Regions from separate parts of the Mus musculus genome. Here region 1 is linked to region 2. The links are chromatin loops, found by intact Hi-C in ENCODE. Cell type or tissue: left cerebral cortex. All regions are shown on one strand.

Region 1 (8,000 bases), 48 kb after region 2:
TTCTGGCATTAAAGGTGTGTGCCATCATACCTGGCCCATGCCCCACTTTACATGAGAGCTGAAGATTTGAACTCAGGCCCTCATGCTTATAGTGAAAACACTCTTGCCCACTGAGCCAACTCCCCAGCCCACCATTCAAGATCCATTCACATTCTCCTGGCCCACTACAGTGGCGTTAATCTCTGCATATGTTGTCAACTGGGTCACATCCCTGCCTTATCCATTGCCTTAGGACTGTATGCTCTTGGAGGATAACATCCATGCCTAAATCTTTGTTCTGTTCTCAGCATCACACTTACCAGTAAATGATGAATAAATGGAAACATAATTTGCCCACTATGTTAGGACACTATGCTGGGTCCTGAGTTTTAGAGATAAAAATAAGAAGAATGTTATAATACCACAATAAGACCCAATGAATGACTAAGTGAGAGAAGCAGAACTTATATTTGATATGTATATGGTGGGATAATTAAAGAAATTTAACCTAAGGCTAAGGCTCAGTGGGAGAGCAGTTGCCTAGTGTGTGTGTGAGGTCCTGGGTCCAATCCCAGGAGAGAGAGAGAGAGACAGAGAGACACAGAGAAAAACAGAGAGGTAGAGAAACGAAGAAGCATGAGCTCCACCACGAGGACCCGAGCTTGAACCTCAGCATCCATCCATCCATCCATCCATCCATCCATCCATCCATGTAAAAACCACCGAATCTGGTGAAGCTGGTTGACCGCTGGTCGCGGTGACACACAACTTTAGTCCCAGCACTCTGGAGGCAGGGCAGGCAGATCTCTGAATCTGAGGATAGCCTGGTGTACAAAGTGAGGACATCCAGGGCTTTACAGAGAAACCCTGTCTCAAAACAAACAAACAAACAAAACAAAGACCAAGACAAAGCAAAACAAAAAACCCAAATAAACCATGGTGGCGAGAGCTTCTAGCATCAGTGCTGGAGAGGCGACTAGATCCATGTAACTTGACTGTGAACCAGCCCAGCCTAAGCAGTGAGCCCCACATCCCAGTGAGAGGGACTGTCTCCCATCTCAGAAATCAAGGTTGACAGCTCCTAAGGAAGGACACCCAGGTCAACTTCCATACATGGATGCTCATGCACATACACACACACACACACACACACACACACACACACACACACACACACACCAGTTAAGGACACCTAGACTAGACAAGTGAGTTTGGACAGTGATGTCACAGGATCATCAAATGTTTAAAGACCTGACAATAGAAGAAGACTTGAAATTTTCACTCTTTTTGGAGTGAAGTGAAATATGGCTCTGATGTTAACTTGGCAGTGGGAATGAGTTCAGAACTCTCAGAGTGGAGGTGTGAGTGGGTGGAGGGAAGGCAGAGGAAAGGGTTGCAGGCTTTCCCTGCCCCTGTGCAGCCTATAGAACATTGTTTCTACAAAAGTATTTGTGGAGCATGGCAAGCCTTTAAACTTCAAGATGATTTTTTTCCCCTAAGATGCCAAGACGTATTTTAAAGGAGAAGCAGGGATTTAGTCCAGGAAGGAATGGTAGAGACGGATTCAAACCTGGATTAGGATAGAAAATGAGTCAAACAGAGAGAGGGAGAGAGAGAGAGAGAGAGAGAGAGAGAGAGAGAGAGAGAGAGAGAGAGCGCCTTTGATGTCTTGATGATCAAGAGCTGGGGCTTAAGGACCAGACTCTTAAATCATGTGGCATTTACTGGCCCAGATTTTTTTTTTTAAAAAAAAATACTCTTGTGGATCAGTGTGTATGCTCAAAATGGCGAGCTTCCAAAGTCAGTCTTAACTCTCTAATGGTAACATTTGGAAGGCTTCCTGTAAGAACGGAAGGGAGCCATTTCTAGAAGGGGCAGCTTAATGATTTTCTACTCCCCTACCCCCAAATCGTTAACCAGTGTTCCTTTCCCAGAGCCCAAGTTCATGCTGAGGGCAAAGGGAATTAAGCAAAGGGCTGAACCTGGAGCTAAGATTAGAGAGCTGCCAAAGGGCCTAATTTTAGGTCCTTGCTGCCCCAGCTGACAGGCTGTACTGCTGGCTCGGCCATGGGGACCACAGTGTGGCCATGAGCTGGTGCCTGGGTGGGGAGAGCTGTTCCCTGGCCATCTGCAAAAGCAATTAGCTCACTGATGGGTGTGTTTTGAGAGGGACTACCAATAATTTCTCCTTCAACAAATGTTTCTTCAGGTGTTCAAGGGTCCGGGAGGGAGAGCGTCAGGGCTTGGCAGACATTCCCGCAGGCTCGCCCGCCCTGCATTCTAATGCTGACGTTTTCCCACTTAACAGTGATCTCCACATGGGAACCAATCCTGGAATTCCTGGGTTTTCATGGCAAATCACCCTTGATCAATTTCCTCTGGCTCTAAACTTACTGCCACAACCCAGGGACAGTGTCGTTGGAGACTCAGCTTGATGAAAATCGGCAGAGATTGATGGGGACTAGTCTTTGATTTTGTGGGGAGTTTGCACAGCAGCCTTCTGTGGGGATTTGGGCTGTCTGTCCTCTGGTCTCCATATATTTTCCACTTACAGGCTTCATGCTTAATTGTCTTCTTCAGAGGCCAGACAATAAGAGCTGGCATCTTCCAGATCAAAGGGGAAACAGAATATATTTTAAAGTGACAACTTGGTTATTCTGCGACCAGAATAATAAACTGATGTAAATATAAGCCCCTGAATGGAGGCCATAATGAAATGTTACCAAGGGAGCAAAACCTTTCTTCTAATTACAGCAAAGCAACACTCCTCAAACGTCTTTGGCAAGCATACATCTTATTTTTTCACAATTCTCGTGCCTGCAGCAGCCCGCCTCAGCAATGGAGATTTTTCTGTCCCTGCAGGTTGGGAGCTGGGTTTACCCACTGGGTCTCTCTGTCTGCAAAGCAGGCTGTTAACAAAGGCTCTTTGCCAGGGGCAATGAAAAAGCAGGCTAGTGGTGGTACCCAGCCCAGGGTATGCAGCCCTTAGTGGAGGAAGAGCCCTTGGCGAGGGCCACTGTTGTCAAGGTGCACAGACAGCCCTGGAGGCTCCTCTCCAATTCTCCCAGTACCTTTGCTCTTCCCGCCTGCTTGCAGCACATCCCAATGTCATCTTTCTATGTGTATTTCTATACCTGCCCCAAGCACACATGCACACATGCACACACACGCGAGTGCACACACACACACACACACACACACACACACACACACAGTTGCACCCCTCTTCCCTGTCTCTTGGCGCTGGCCCTTTCATCTTCTCCCTCAGGGATTCGAGATGTCGCTGCAGGAAGTGCTTGTCCGCAGAGGCAGCAGCCAGCAGAGCCCCGTGGCTTTGACAAACCTCATTTAATTGGGAGGAAGCCAGGAGAATTTGAAAGAACTGAAACATCCACGAAACTCCTTTTATCAGGCATAATTTAAACTCTGCATGGAAAAACCCCTATATGTATAAAGAAAAGTCAACTTCCCTCCCGCTGCGCACACTCCGCATCTCCCCCAGCACAGGCAGGCTCCTGCAAGATTCCATCTTTTCATTTTTCTCAAAGTGTCAAAGTAGATTTGGGCTCTGCAGCAGGGTGAACAGAGAAGGAATACAGATTGTTCTCTCCCTCACTCATGTGCACACACACACACACACACACACACACACACACACCCCTTTAGATGGTGTGAGCACCAGAGTCCATTGATTGAAAACTTTGCTTCTGCTTTCTAGGGAGAATCAAAACCCAAGTTCCTACGAGCATACATGTCCGTTTGGATGCTGACTGCTGCTTCTTAATTAAAAGCTGGTGCCCAGAAAACCCTGATGATCCCAGCAGTTCTCAGGGCCCAGAATAATAGACTCTGCAGGAAGCTAACGGGGACATTTCTCTAAGTAGGGGGATGCGAGCATTGTGTACAGACAAACACGCTGTGCATGTATGGGATGTGGTAGAGTTAGGTGTCCACAGAGGGACGGATCTTAGGCACAGATGGGAAAGAGGGGAGCACAGCAGGACAGGCAGGCCAGACCCACACGAGACAGAGGTGCCAGGCCAGGGTAGGCGCTACAGCTCTACTGCAACGCCTTTCTTTTGACCCACTAGCCCAACCCCATCTCTCACCCTTTCCAGATTCACCTCCAGGCTCATCCATCTCTCTTGGATTATCCCCATTTCTCCTAAGTCACCTCCAGCAAACGTCTCTGAACATCTGCAGCTGATTATACACAGATTTTAGCTGTTCTGATATGATTTGTGCTAATCTGTGTAAAAGGTACCCTGTTTCCTCTTCTTCACCCTCTTTTCCTCCCTCTCCATAAGATCCTCGAGGCCAAGGCCAAGCCTCTTGTTTTCCTCAACTTTTTATAGCACTCCATGTGTTCTTGACACTTAATGGCAGCTTAATAAATTCTAATGGCTGCCTCTTCTTACAGGGTTAAGTAAGATATTAACCTCAGATGTATAATGATGGTTATTTTTAGAGATCTTAAGTGACTCACTTTAATAATGAAATTCCTCAGTAGTCCCAAACTAAGAGATTTTGCTGTTTCATGACGATGTCTGAGATACAGGGAAACTGGGCTTACAAAGCCTAGCCAAACTGGGCCTATGCTTCTTGGGAAATAGCTCTGCATCCCCAGACACCCCATCCCGACTCCCACCCCACTCCCGCCCCATTCGCCTCTTCCCAGGATGACCCCCAGGCCTTCCTGCTCAGCTTTCTTTTCTTTGGCTTAGGACTTCAAACAACGATTTTCCATTGAATGTGGATATTTTCAAAGAAACCTCACCTAAGGATACTCTGCCCAGCCCACCCTACACAGCCCAGGCCTTGACCGCCACCCACATCCTCCTTGTAGCCATTCCTGGCTGCATTCTGAGAAACCCAAGAAGAGCTCCTGCCACGTGACCCCAGCCCACAGCAGATTTCAGACCTGGAGGATGACCCAGGCACCGGCAGCAAAGGCTGGTTTCAGGGTAACCTGTGTTTGTAGTGGGCAGCTATCCTGGGAGGACACTTCCCCTCCGCCAAAGCCCAACCTCCAAGCTTCCTTCTGTGGCATTGTGTTACCAATCAAGAAGGGCCCATCACTCCTTCCTGACATATGCTTGTCACCTCTCCTCTTACTCTCTCTGCAAGAGGGAAGCAGCTTATTAGAAACATTGGTTTTGCTTCTCCTGTCAGCAAACACCTCAGAGGCAACCTTCCCTGTGTGTAAGAAAGGTTTGCACCATTACAAGGAGGTCCTTGTCACCTTTCCCCACTGGTACTTCAGAGTTTTAAAGAATCTTACTCAAATCTCAGGTAAGGCCAGGTCCCCTGCTTCTCTCTGGAAAGCAAATTAGTCTCTGACTTCACTTCTGGTTGCAAATTCTATGACTCGCCAGTGTTGAGGGAAAAGCCATAAGATGAGACTTGATGTATATTCATGCACACACGTGTGTGTTTGCACACACTCACACACTCACTTACACATACTCATATGCATATGTATACTCAAACACACTCATATACACACTTGCACGCACACACACTCACCATCAGGAAGCTGGTACAACTGGGATGGCAAGACACTGAAATAATCATGAACGAGCGCTTCTTGGGCTGAGACACGGTCCCTGGGGAAGCCTTTTAGCATCTGGGAGGCCAGGTCTTCAGCTTCAGGAACTCCACCCAGCCTGGAAAAGTGGAAGGAAGAAATAGTCTCTCTAGAGGCCGCTATTCTGCAAAAATAAAAGGGGAGGGGGTGGATAAAAACTGAGGAAGAAGTAACGGGGGCTTAACGTGTCTCTAACATGCCCTTCCTAGGCCACAGATGGCAAATGTAAATAACCAACACAAACCTCTTACCTGGTCTATCACTAGGAGGGAGACAATAGCAACCGTAACCTTCACCATGTCCCAAGGCACAGTGTACACAAAGGACACAGATTTGTGAATACAGAGGCAGAAATATATAATTAAGGCTTCCTCTTGGAGGAACACTGTAGCCCCACCCAAGCAGAAAGACCTAGTTGGCAGAATGTTCCAGGCTCTGGATACCAAAGACAGAAAGCATGGAGTCCTGGAGGGGAGGAAGGAAGGAGGCCATTCTGGAGAGTGGGCGTTGAGTGGAAATGTCCTTATTAACAGGGTTTCTGAAGCTCAGCCCCAGGGTTATCAGCTAAGAAGTTTCCTTTGTTCCTCTTGGGATGGAGCTGGGCAGGAACAATAATCATGTACCCAAAACTCCAAACTGATCCATCCTCAAGCTGGCCTTGTGCTGATCTACAGATTTGGAGATGAGCAACTAACACATGTTATCAGGTGGCTAGCTCTGGGAGGCGTAAGGCAAAACTGACCCCTAGTAGGGTTCAGGCACTCACCAAGCTATCACACAAATGCAGAGACATCAGTGAAGGAAAAGGCACTCCCCTAGTGTGAAGGTTTATATTCTTGGGGTCTGCCCTTGGGGAGGTAATTAGGTTATGGTAAAAGATCCTTCATGATGGGCTCAGAACCTCCATCAAAGGAACTTTGGGGAACCCTTTTGTTTCTTCTACCATGTGAAAACATTCCAAGAAAGCATTGTGCATAAAGCACAGTGCCCTCACCAGACATTAAATGTACTGGAGCCTTCACCTCAGACTTCCCAACCTCTGGAACTCTATGCTCCTCTTGGACATGTGAGATGCAGGGATGCTAGAAGTCCTGTTCTACAGCTATGATTTGTTTAATGTTTGCATGAGATTTGCATAAGAAACTTCCAGGTCTCTGATTTATACAATATAGAACTGTTTCTGCAAACAGATTACTAGTCTCTAACTCCAGAGTAATTGCTTCATAGACAAGATAAACACATTTGGAAATCCCGGGATAGGGGCCTGCTTACTTGCTGTGCCATGAAGGAGGACTGGTCAGCCAATTCTCCATGCCACATGCCCTGTCTGGGCTTTGTGACTGCATAAAGCAGTAGCTGCCGACCCATCACTTAACACACGTAAAGTATGGCTGTTCTCAGAGGAGCAAGACAACAGCTAACCCCACTGTTACCACTGACTTTCACAGTAGGGCACGGGGCTGCCTACCTGTGACGAGTTCACCTGCTACTGTGCTTTCCCCTACACCATAGAAAGGAGAAAGTATATGGCTAGTGGGGCCACTTTTCTAATGCTTTCCATTTAGGATGTGGTAGACCCCCCACAATAAGAAACACCCATCAGGAGGAAGACACAACCATTAGGAAAGCTGGCCTACAATTGCCAGTCGCTCTGAAACTTGAGTATCTACTCACTAGGCCCACGTTAAAAAGATCACCACTGAACCCATAGATAGGTGCATTTTTAGTCCTGTACACAGTCCTACCACACCTTCATAGGAACCATGAGGTAAGGCTGGAGACACCTCAGCTATTCCAGATTTACCACACTTGCAAACTGAGTCTGTTGCAAACCTGCCCAGTGGATGAATCCTCTACTGACCTTCTGACTGACCCTGGCCAGGTGACCTAGCTTCTCCAAGCCTCAGCTTCATCCTGTTTGGCACCAGAATGTTCTAGAACATTACTGGTGAGAACAAATACAACAGATGTGCAGTGGTGGCACATGCCTTTAATCCCAGCACTTGGGAGGCAGAGACAGACAGATCTCTGAGTTAGATAGAGGCCAGCCTGCTCTATCTAACTTGAGTTCTGAGACAGTCAGGGGTACACAAAGAAACTCTGTCTTGAAAGAACAAAAGGCAATCCTCTCTACCCAAAACCACCACCACCAACAACAACAACAATGAAGGGAACAACACACAGCCCCCAGAAGCACATGATGGGTACATATTCTTTGTCCTCTGCAGAGGCAAGAATTTTCTTACATACTAATACAAATCAACCCTGCCCAATAGAATTCTCCACAGTGATGGAAATAGCCTATTTTTGCTCAGCCTAATACGGTAGGCACTGTCCATAGGTGGCTGCTGAGCCCTAGGAATATGGGTTGTGTAACTGAACAACTGAGCTTTAAGATCAACTGGGAGTAATTTCAGTTTAGATAGCTAGCTGG
Region 2 (8,000 bases):
TATTTATTGTATATGTGTATACATCATATATATGTATATATACACATATATGTGTATATGTATATATATATATATATATATATATATATATATATATATATATATACACACACACACATATATGTATATATGGTATGATGGATATATGGAAGTTTGAGAGAAACTCTGTGGATCTGATTCCCTCCTGTCCCTTATATATGGGTGCCAAGGATCTAAAACAAATGTCCAGGCTTGTAAAACCTGTTGATGCCAATCTTCCTGCTATGACTAACCCGTGATCTTTTGCTCTGTTTTAGAGAAATGGCAGGTGCAGTTAGCTCTTCATAGGCATAGAGAGACTAGCCAGGTCAACCCCTGACCTCTTCCCTATAGATACAGGCAGGCATTCTTATGCCATACAGTTTCCATCTGGGGAGGGAGTGGCCGATAGACCCACACCAGAATGCAGAGTCATCGCTGGAATGCAGTGTTCTCTCTGTGGATTCTACTAGTTGCTGCAATTCACTGTGCCATCTGGGAGCAGAAAAAGTGATTTTTAAATTTAATTTTATTATTTTTATTTTATTTTTGAGACAGGGTTTCTCTGTGTAGCCCTGGCTGTCTTGGAACTCACTTTGTAGACCAGGCTGGCCTTGAACTCAGAAATCCGCTTGCCTCTGCCTCCCGAGTGCTGGGATTAAAGGCGTGTGCCACCACCACCTGGCCTATTTTATTTTTTTTTAATTCATCATCCAGGAAGTACAGGATCTGCAGGAAGAAGAGGTGCCCACCAGGAAGAACAAGATGGGTCTCCCACACTCCATGCTGGCCTGGCACCTTGGGCATCTCACTGGACCCTCCTGAGTGTCAAGTGTCCTCCTTTTTGTAAGGGTAGGACCATCTCACAGAGCCTCACGGGATGATCAAACAAGATGTAGGTTTGGTGCTGTGGTAGAACACTTAAATCTATCATGCATGAGGCCCTGGCTTTGACCCTCAGCACCAAAAAGGTGGGGGAGGAGGTAAGGTTAAGAGATAAAATGGCTGACTCTTGCTGGATGAGAAATGGGATTAAGTCTAGGATAGAGCCACTCTTAGCCCCCTATTACGTATGGGTTTAAAGAATGCTATGTTTCCTAACCTCGTTACCTTTCCTTTACATCAATCATGCCACGGTAGCTTCAATGTATGTGAAAGAATGAGGTGATTTCCTACTAAGCTACTGCAAGACTTCAGAGTACTACGTGCAAGTTCCAGGAGGCAGTGTTCTGGGCTAAGCTCCTGTGCAAGCTGTGCTAGGCCCCAAAGACCAAGGTAACGCATCAGAACTGTCATGCTGAAGTCCTGTGCCACCAGGATGAAACTGAGCCACTTCTTTCTCCTTTGAGAAATCAGGATTAGGAGATAACAGCTGGATTTCCTAAGTGGGACCAGTTTCAACTGGCACAATAGTCAGATTCCCTCTGCCTTAATCCTACAGCTAACCTCAGGTAACCTGCTTGACGGAGCAGTTTCCTATTGTTCTGTCTCCCTGCCCTGCCTTACAAGGCAAGGAACTTTGAAATGACCAATCTGTTCCTCATGTTCAGCCGCTCCTGCCTTCAGCCTTTTTCTGTCTGGAGAGCCAGCCTCCTCTGCTTGGCTCAGGAAACACATTCTGGTTTATGGTAGGAAGTGTTGCTCAATGCTAGACTAAGAAATAAAGCCAATTAAGACCTTTAAACTGGGCTCTTGTAATTTGGTCCTTTGGCAGCCCCTGCTGCACTGATGCCCGTGGAGGAAAGCCAGTCAACAGAAGATGTCCATCAACACGGGCGTTTTCCCCTCTGGGGTGGGTAAACCCATGATAACAGTTTCCGTATAATCATAGGCACACTAGGGGATTCCCTCTGAGATAGCAGGGCCCTGGGGCGAAGGATGGGGAGGAAGGGGTGTTTATAGGGGATCAATCCAACATCTTCATGGGGGCACTGGGCAAAAGGGACACTGGACAGACGGAGCGAGAACTTGAAACTTGAGTTGCCATTTGTTAGCCTTTGGGTTACCTCTGTTGAACCCCCTCTCTTCTCTCTTCCTGAAAACAAGGCACAAAGAGCAGAGACTACTCACAGCTGACTCTGAGGACAGAGTAACAGGCTGTTCATCTCTACAAACCAGGAAGGGAGGCAGGAGCTGGACAATATTGTGACTTTGATCTCTGTCACGTGTCCCTGGACCCAGGGCCAGCAGAGAGAGCTGTAAACCTAGTTAATTTGCTGAGGACACCAGTATGTCTGCCATGTCTCAGGAGCTATGTGTGGAAGATATCATTCATGAAGGGTTATCAGATAATGTAACAACAGCTTTCACTCTGGATCCCTTGCTAGGGACCCAGTACTGGGCTAACGGCCTGTTTTCCTTATTTGTTAATGTGAACCACCAGCCTTCACATTAACCTGATAAGGTGATATTATTCCAACACCAACTATTATTATTTTTATGAGGAAAGGAGGCCAGGGAAGTCAAATAGGAGTCCAAGATCACACAGCAGTGCAGGGCAGAGCTAAGACTCAACCAAAGCTGGAAGACCCCAGGGCCCAAGTTCATGCTTTTTGCTCCCACGTACGGCATCCTAAAACCTTCATCAAGGAATCCTAGTTTAAACAGGAGACAGCCAGATCTCCAGCACTTCCAGCTCAGTTCACAGAGATGACTAGCAGACTGGAAAGCCAGGATTTTCACTGGGAGGGCTTGTAGATCTCAAATGAGAAGCGGCCATCTTTGCATGTAATAGTAACCCAAAGCACCAGGTCCTCATTTGTGGCATTAATGCTTGTAACACAAATCACAATATTTCTTGCTTTCTTTTTTTTCCTTTTGTGTTGTTGTTTGCTTGGTTTGGCTTGGCTTGGCTTGGCTTGGCTTGGCTTGGCTTGGCTTGGCTTGGCTTGGCTTGGCTTGGTTTGGTTTGGTTTGGTTGAGACAGGGTTTCTCTGTGTAGCCCTGGCTGTCCTGAAGTCTGTAGACCAGCCTAGCCTCGAACTCAGAGCTCTGTCTGCCTCTGCCCCGGAGTATTAGGATTAAAGGTACACATCACCACAACCCGACTTAGAAGTCATAATATCTCAGCAACACTAATTAGTGGGTACAGATGCCAGAAGCAGCCGACTCCATGTCAAAAGGCCTCTGGTCCTCCCAGGCACCGGGCCACTCCCTCCCTGTGCTTGCCCACTTGCCAGCAGCAGAACTATTGTGACACAAACCTCTTCAAACTCAAAGAGCTCCTAATCAGCTCGCACCCTGAGAAGAAGGGGAAGGAAGACAACAGGAATGCTAGCAGGGGCAGTGCAATAGAATAGCTCACCCAGAGGGACTTTACTCCGCAGTGACTTTACTCCACTGGCCTACCCCTACCTTCCCCAAAGAGAAGGTATAGACCAGTAAGAGGGGAGTTGAAGGTGGGACTGGACAGAGACAAGCACTTTGGAGGTCCAGGCATCTATTTTTAAACTCTGAGGTCTCAACCCAGCCTTGATTTGATGTCACACATTCATTTAGCGCTCAGCCATCCAGCAAGTGTGACTTCCTCGGTCCCCAGGAAGTAGAGGGACTGCTGCTTTCTCTTGAGGCCTCCAGAACCAGAAGGCCAACATTGTGGGTGTGCCGTTTCACACCCGAGGCGTCTACCATAAGGGGACCAAGGGGCAGACGGGAAGGAAAACATCCCCTGATCCGCAGGGGTTGCCTCCTGCTCCGTGGGAGGCTTGGGTACCAGCCAGGGTGGAGGCCAGAGCCAGGGGAGAGATGGGTGTTACTGAGTGGCGGGAGCCAAGAACAAACGTGGGTGAAGTGGAAGAGGCCTAATTTGGTAAGAGCTGTGTCATAACTGTCTCTTCAGCCACTGGGCAAGATGACTGACTGCCTATGCACTCGTAATTTCAAGATCTGTACAGATCCATATTATCAACCCCAGCAGGTTCAAGCAGGACTTTCATTATTGGCATTGTTTTGCCTCACTGCTAAGATTCTTGGTCTTTAAGTCATTACTTTCATTAAAAAAATTTTTTTTTTGTAGCTACTCAGTAAAACCCAAGATGTATGTATGTACGCTATTTTTAAATAACTTTCTGCTCATATCTTCCTGATTTCTGAGCTCACTTTGCTACTCAAACTTCATGGAGTAGACGGTGTTGGAAATTGGGCAGGCTGGACTGATGGTCTGGTAAAAGGCAGAGTTAGAACTAGAACTTTGGTCTTTTGACTCCAGATTCAGTGTTCTTCTGTACCTGACAACAGCAGTGAGCCGCCAACCAAGACAGGACCTTTCAAAACTGTCCTTCCTTCTGTAACCCTGTAGTCCAGGTTAGCCTCAAACTGTGATCTGCCTGCCCCAGTTTCCCCAGTGCTAGGATTACAGGTGTGTGTCACCATGCCTAGTTCCCATCTTTTCTTTTTTTGGGGGGGGAGGGAGGTGAGACAGGGTTTCTCTATATAGCCCTGGCTGTCCCAGAATTCACTTTGTAGACCAGGCTGGCCTCGAATTCAGAAATCTACCTGCCTCTGCCTCCTGAGTGCTGGGATTAAAGGCGTGCACCACCATGCCTGGCCCATCTTTTCTTTTTAAAACAAAAATGTGTGTGTGTGGGGGGGGGGAATGGGTGTGAGGGGTGGGCACTCTCATGCCATGGTATGTACATGGAGGTCAGAGGACAACTTCTCTCTGTGAGTGAGGTTTTCTTTTCTACCTTTATGGGTGGTTCCAGTTTGTCAGGCTTGTTCAATAAGACCTAAATCTTATCACCTAAGTCAGTTCACTGGCCCCATTCTCTCCTGTTTTAAGTTAAAATTAATGTGTGTGTGTGTGTGTGTGTGCGTGTGTGTATGTGTATGGTCTCACTATGTAGACATGGCTGGCATAGAAGTTGATGTGTAGACCAGCCTGGCTTTGAACTCACAGATCTCTGCCTGTTTCTGCCTCCTCTTTCTCCTGTTTCTGCTGAGAATACCACCATACCTAAACCAAAACTACTACTACTTAATAATAATAATAATGATAATAATAATAATAAACTTTTGGAGAAAGCCGAGTTTTCCCAGACTCATCCTGCCCCCATCTTTTCTGAGCATGCCCACAGTGTTCCTGTCCACCATTTTAACCTATCAAATATATGCTCTGTGGCCCGAGCTCAGTTTGCCCAAAAGTGTGTCTGTCATCTTTCCTCCTTTAACTGAACATGCTCAGCAGTATCTTAACTGAAGTGCTTTCTCACTGTGACTCTGAATTGGTTCCCCAAGTGAAATTCCAACCCTTGCCTGCTTTGATTAGCACTGGTGCCTTTCTCACTGACCACAGTAACACATCCTCTCCCCGGCATTGCTTGGCCCATCGAGCTTAGGCTATCCAGTCACAGAGATGAGAATCCACTGCATTTAGATGCACAGAGGTCTGCAGTCTCGGGAAAATTAAACCAGTTCTTAGGGCCCCATGACTTGTCTGACTTTACCCAAATCCAGAACTCAGGTGCCTTGCCCCTAGGTGATGAAAATTAAGTACATGATGCTCTAAAGCAGCCATTACCCAAAACTCACTTCTTCGTGCATCTGTCTCCGACGCAGCCCCTTGTGGGTCCTTTCTCACAGGGCTTCTTTTTCAAAGCCCTACCTCTTGACCAGGCCTGCCTTTCTTCCTACTCCGGTTCCTGTCCACTCTGCTGCCCCCGATCATTCATGAGAATCTTCTCCACCCCAGATGTAGCCTCTGGCACTTCAAAAAATCCCAGCGCAACTTGGAAAGACATGTGCGTTTAGAGTGCATGGACAACTCAATAGGAGTTCCCTGCTTTCTGGGTTCCACCCTCACTCCCGTCACTCTTACTTTGGGGTTCGTCTCTCTCTGGAAAAGGTCTGAAGTAGACATAGAGTTAACACAACTCACCTCTGGTGTGTCTATGAGCGAGAGCTTGGCATTAGTTAGAAACTTGGTTGCCAGCGGCCTCCTCCTCATCTTCTGCTCCCTCTTGCCAATAAAATGACCCATTTAAAGCAGATTTTTCTGATTAACAGGCTTCTTATAAATGGCTTCAGCTGTACTTGTTGATTTATATGGCTCAGGGAGTGTTGCTCAGCTGCAGGCCTCCTCCTTTGTCCAGGGTCCCCTGTGAATCACCATGCCCTGGTGATGTGGTGACAGGGCACAACATCCTCCGAGGGGCATCTCCACAAGAATGTGTGTCTCTTTTCTCTTCAAATTCTAACTGTGGAAATGTCCAAACAAACAAAGTTCAAAAAAAAAGATGTACTAATAAAACCCTTTGTAAGCCCAGTGGTGGTGGTGGTAGTGCACACTTTTAATCCCAACACTCCTGAGGCAGAGGCAGGCCAATTTCTGAGTTCCAGCCTAGCCTGGTCCACAGAATGTATTTCAGGACAGTCGCGGCTATGCAGAGAAACCTTGTATCCAAAACAAACAAACAAACAAACAAATAATGGAAACAAACCAAAAAATCCAAGCCCTTTATGAACTGTCACCTGCCGATTATGTTTGGTACCCTTGCTGCCTCTCAAACTGCCATCTATTGAGATTATTTGAAGTCATTATTTAATCCATGGATATTTCAGCATATTTTCTAAACAGTAAAGACGATCTTGACTTTAACATAAGCACAATACTATTATTACATCTAAAAACATCAACAATAATTCCTGAATATTAACTGATAGCCACCCAGGTTTCAAAACTTCCTGGTTGTCTCATCAATGTCGTCTTGTATTTAAATTCATTTAAGTCAAACTCCAACACTTGCATGGTGCTATGAACTTGCAATCCCGGCCCTAGGGAGGCGGAGAAGAAGAACGTGGGTTTAGGACAGCCTAAATGTTGGTGTTGTCTAAATAAAACAATCCAGTCATTTCTCAATTACTTTTAATTAATGTGATGACTCAAGTGGTTTTCTAAAAAACAATACCTTTCTCTCTCTCTTTTTTTTTTCTTTCTCTCTTGCCTCCAGGGTCACCTTGATAGGGATGTTGCCAAAATATGTGCTCACTGCGTCTTCAGCAATAAAGAAATCCTGAAAGACTTTACTGATACTGGAATGGGGTTATTCCCATGGGCACTGCCCTAGTCCGGGCCTGTACCTGTTGTACCTGGAGATGCTCTAAGACCCTAGGCTAAATCATCTTCTTCCAATACTGGTTGTCACACTGTGGCCCCAGAGCACTGAGTAGTTACCAGTCCACGCATGCCAGTCTCTCACATTTATTAACACACAAGTGTCTACCACAAGGTGGTGGATCTGCCATCCACAGGCTATCACTTAAAGAGGAAGTGGGCAGACAGCTGAGGCTACTCATCCCGGTGGGTAGGATTGGGTGCCAGCTGACTGAAGGCCAGACCTATTTGTCTAAACTTGGAGGGGCCTTGCATGGCCGTGCAAGATGTTTAGAGGGAAGGATCAGCCGGAGGCGCCTTTAGTCCCGGAAAGGGTGTGACTTGGGGGGAGGGGGCTCCAGGGACCTTGTGATCTCCTGTGGAGCCCCTTTTTCTGCGCTGACCTTGCTGCTATCCAGAAGGAAGGCAACGAACAGGCTTTCTCTTCTCGCCCTTTCACAAGTCCACACAAACCATTACTGGCAAACACTGGAAAGCTGACACAAATACCAAGTCCATACACCCTCAGACTCACAACACAAACTCAACACAGCCCCATCAGTATCACAGACTTGTATAGATACACAGACCACACACACACACACACACTTATTTGTTTATTTTATGTATATGAATGCTCTGTTTTCATGCATAGCAGAAGATGGAATCAGATTCCATTACAGATGATTGTGAGCCACCGTGTGGTTGCTGGGATTTGAACTCAGGACCTCTGGAAGATCAGCTGGTCCTCTCAGCTGCTGAGCCATCTCTCCAGCTCCCAGCAGGTTTTCTTAAATCCTGGAAAAGATAAAAAGCTTTGGAGTGCCTGAAGACTTGGGGAGTCTGGTTGGGGCATACAGTGAGCAAAGCCAGCCTGGGGAAGGTGTAGCAG

What was found. Hi-C counts contacts between places; a loop is a spot of excess contacts. Peaks named below come from ENCODE experiments on the same cell type or tissue, not always from the same donor. Only the 100,000 strongest peaks of a DNase experiment are listed, where the experiment ranks them.
Region 1: a loop joins it to region 2, with 1.9 times the contacts of the local background. A loop is called at or near these places in 2 of 42 quality-filtered maps.

Annotation. Positions count from the first base shown.
Region 1 is chr1:59,328,504-59,336,503 of GRCm38, reverse strand. Cdk15 (cyclin-dependent kinase 15) reads right to left here. Exons shown (of 14, transcript NM_001033373.3): 12 at 5,506-5,645. Among named protein-coding and RNA genes, the nearest start is that of Gm51625, 36 kb to the left of the region's middle. RefSeq lists an enhancer at 1,071-2,581. In left cerebral cortex, no CTCF peak of the experiment used is centred here; a DNase peak (open chromatin) is centred at 3,395.
Region 2 is chr1:59,376,871-59,384,870 of GRCm38, reverse strand. No RefSeq gene overlaps it. Among named protein-coding and RNA genes, the nearest start is that of Gm51625, 12 kb to the right of the region's middle. In left cerebral cortex, no CTCF peak of the experiment used is centred here; DNase peaks (open chromatin) are centred at 1,608 and 3,733.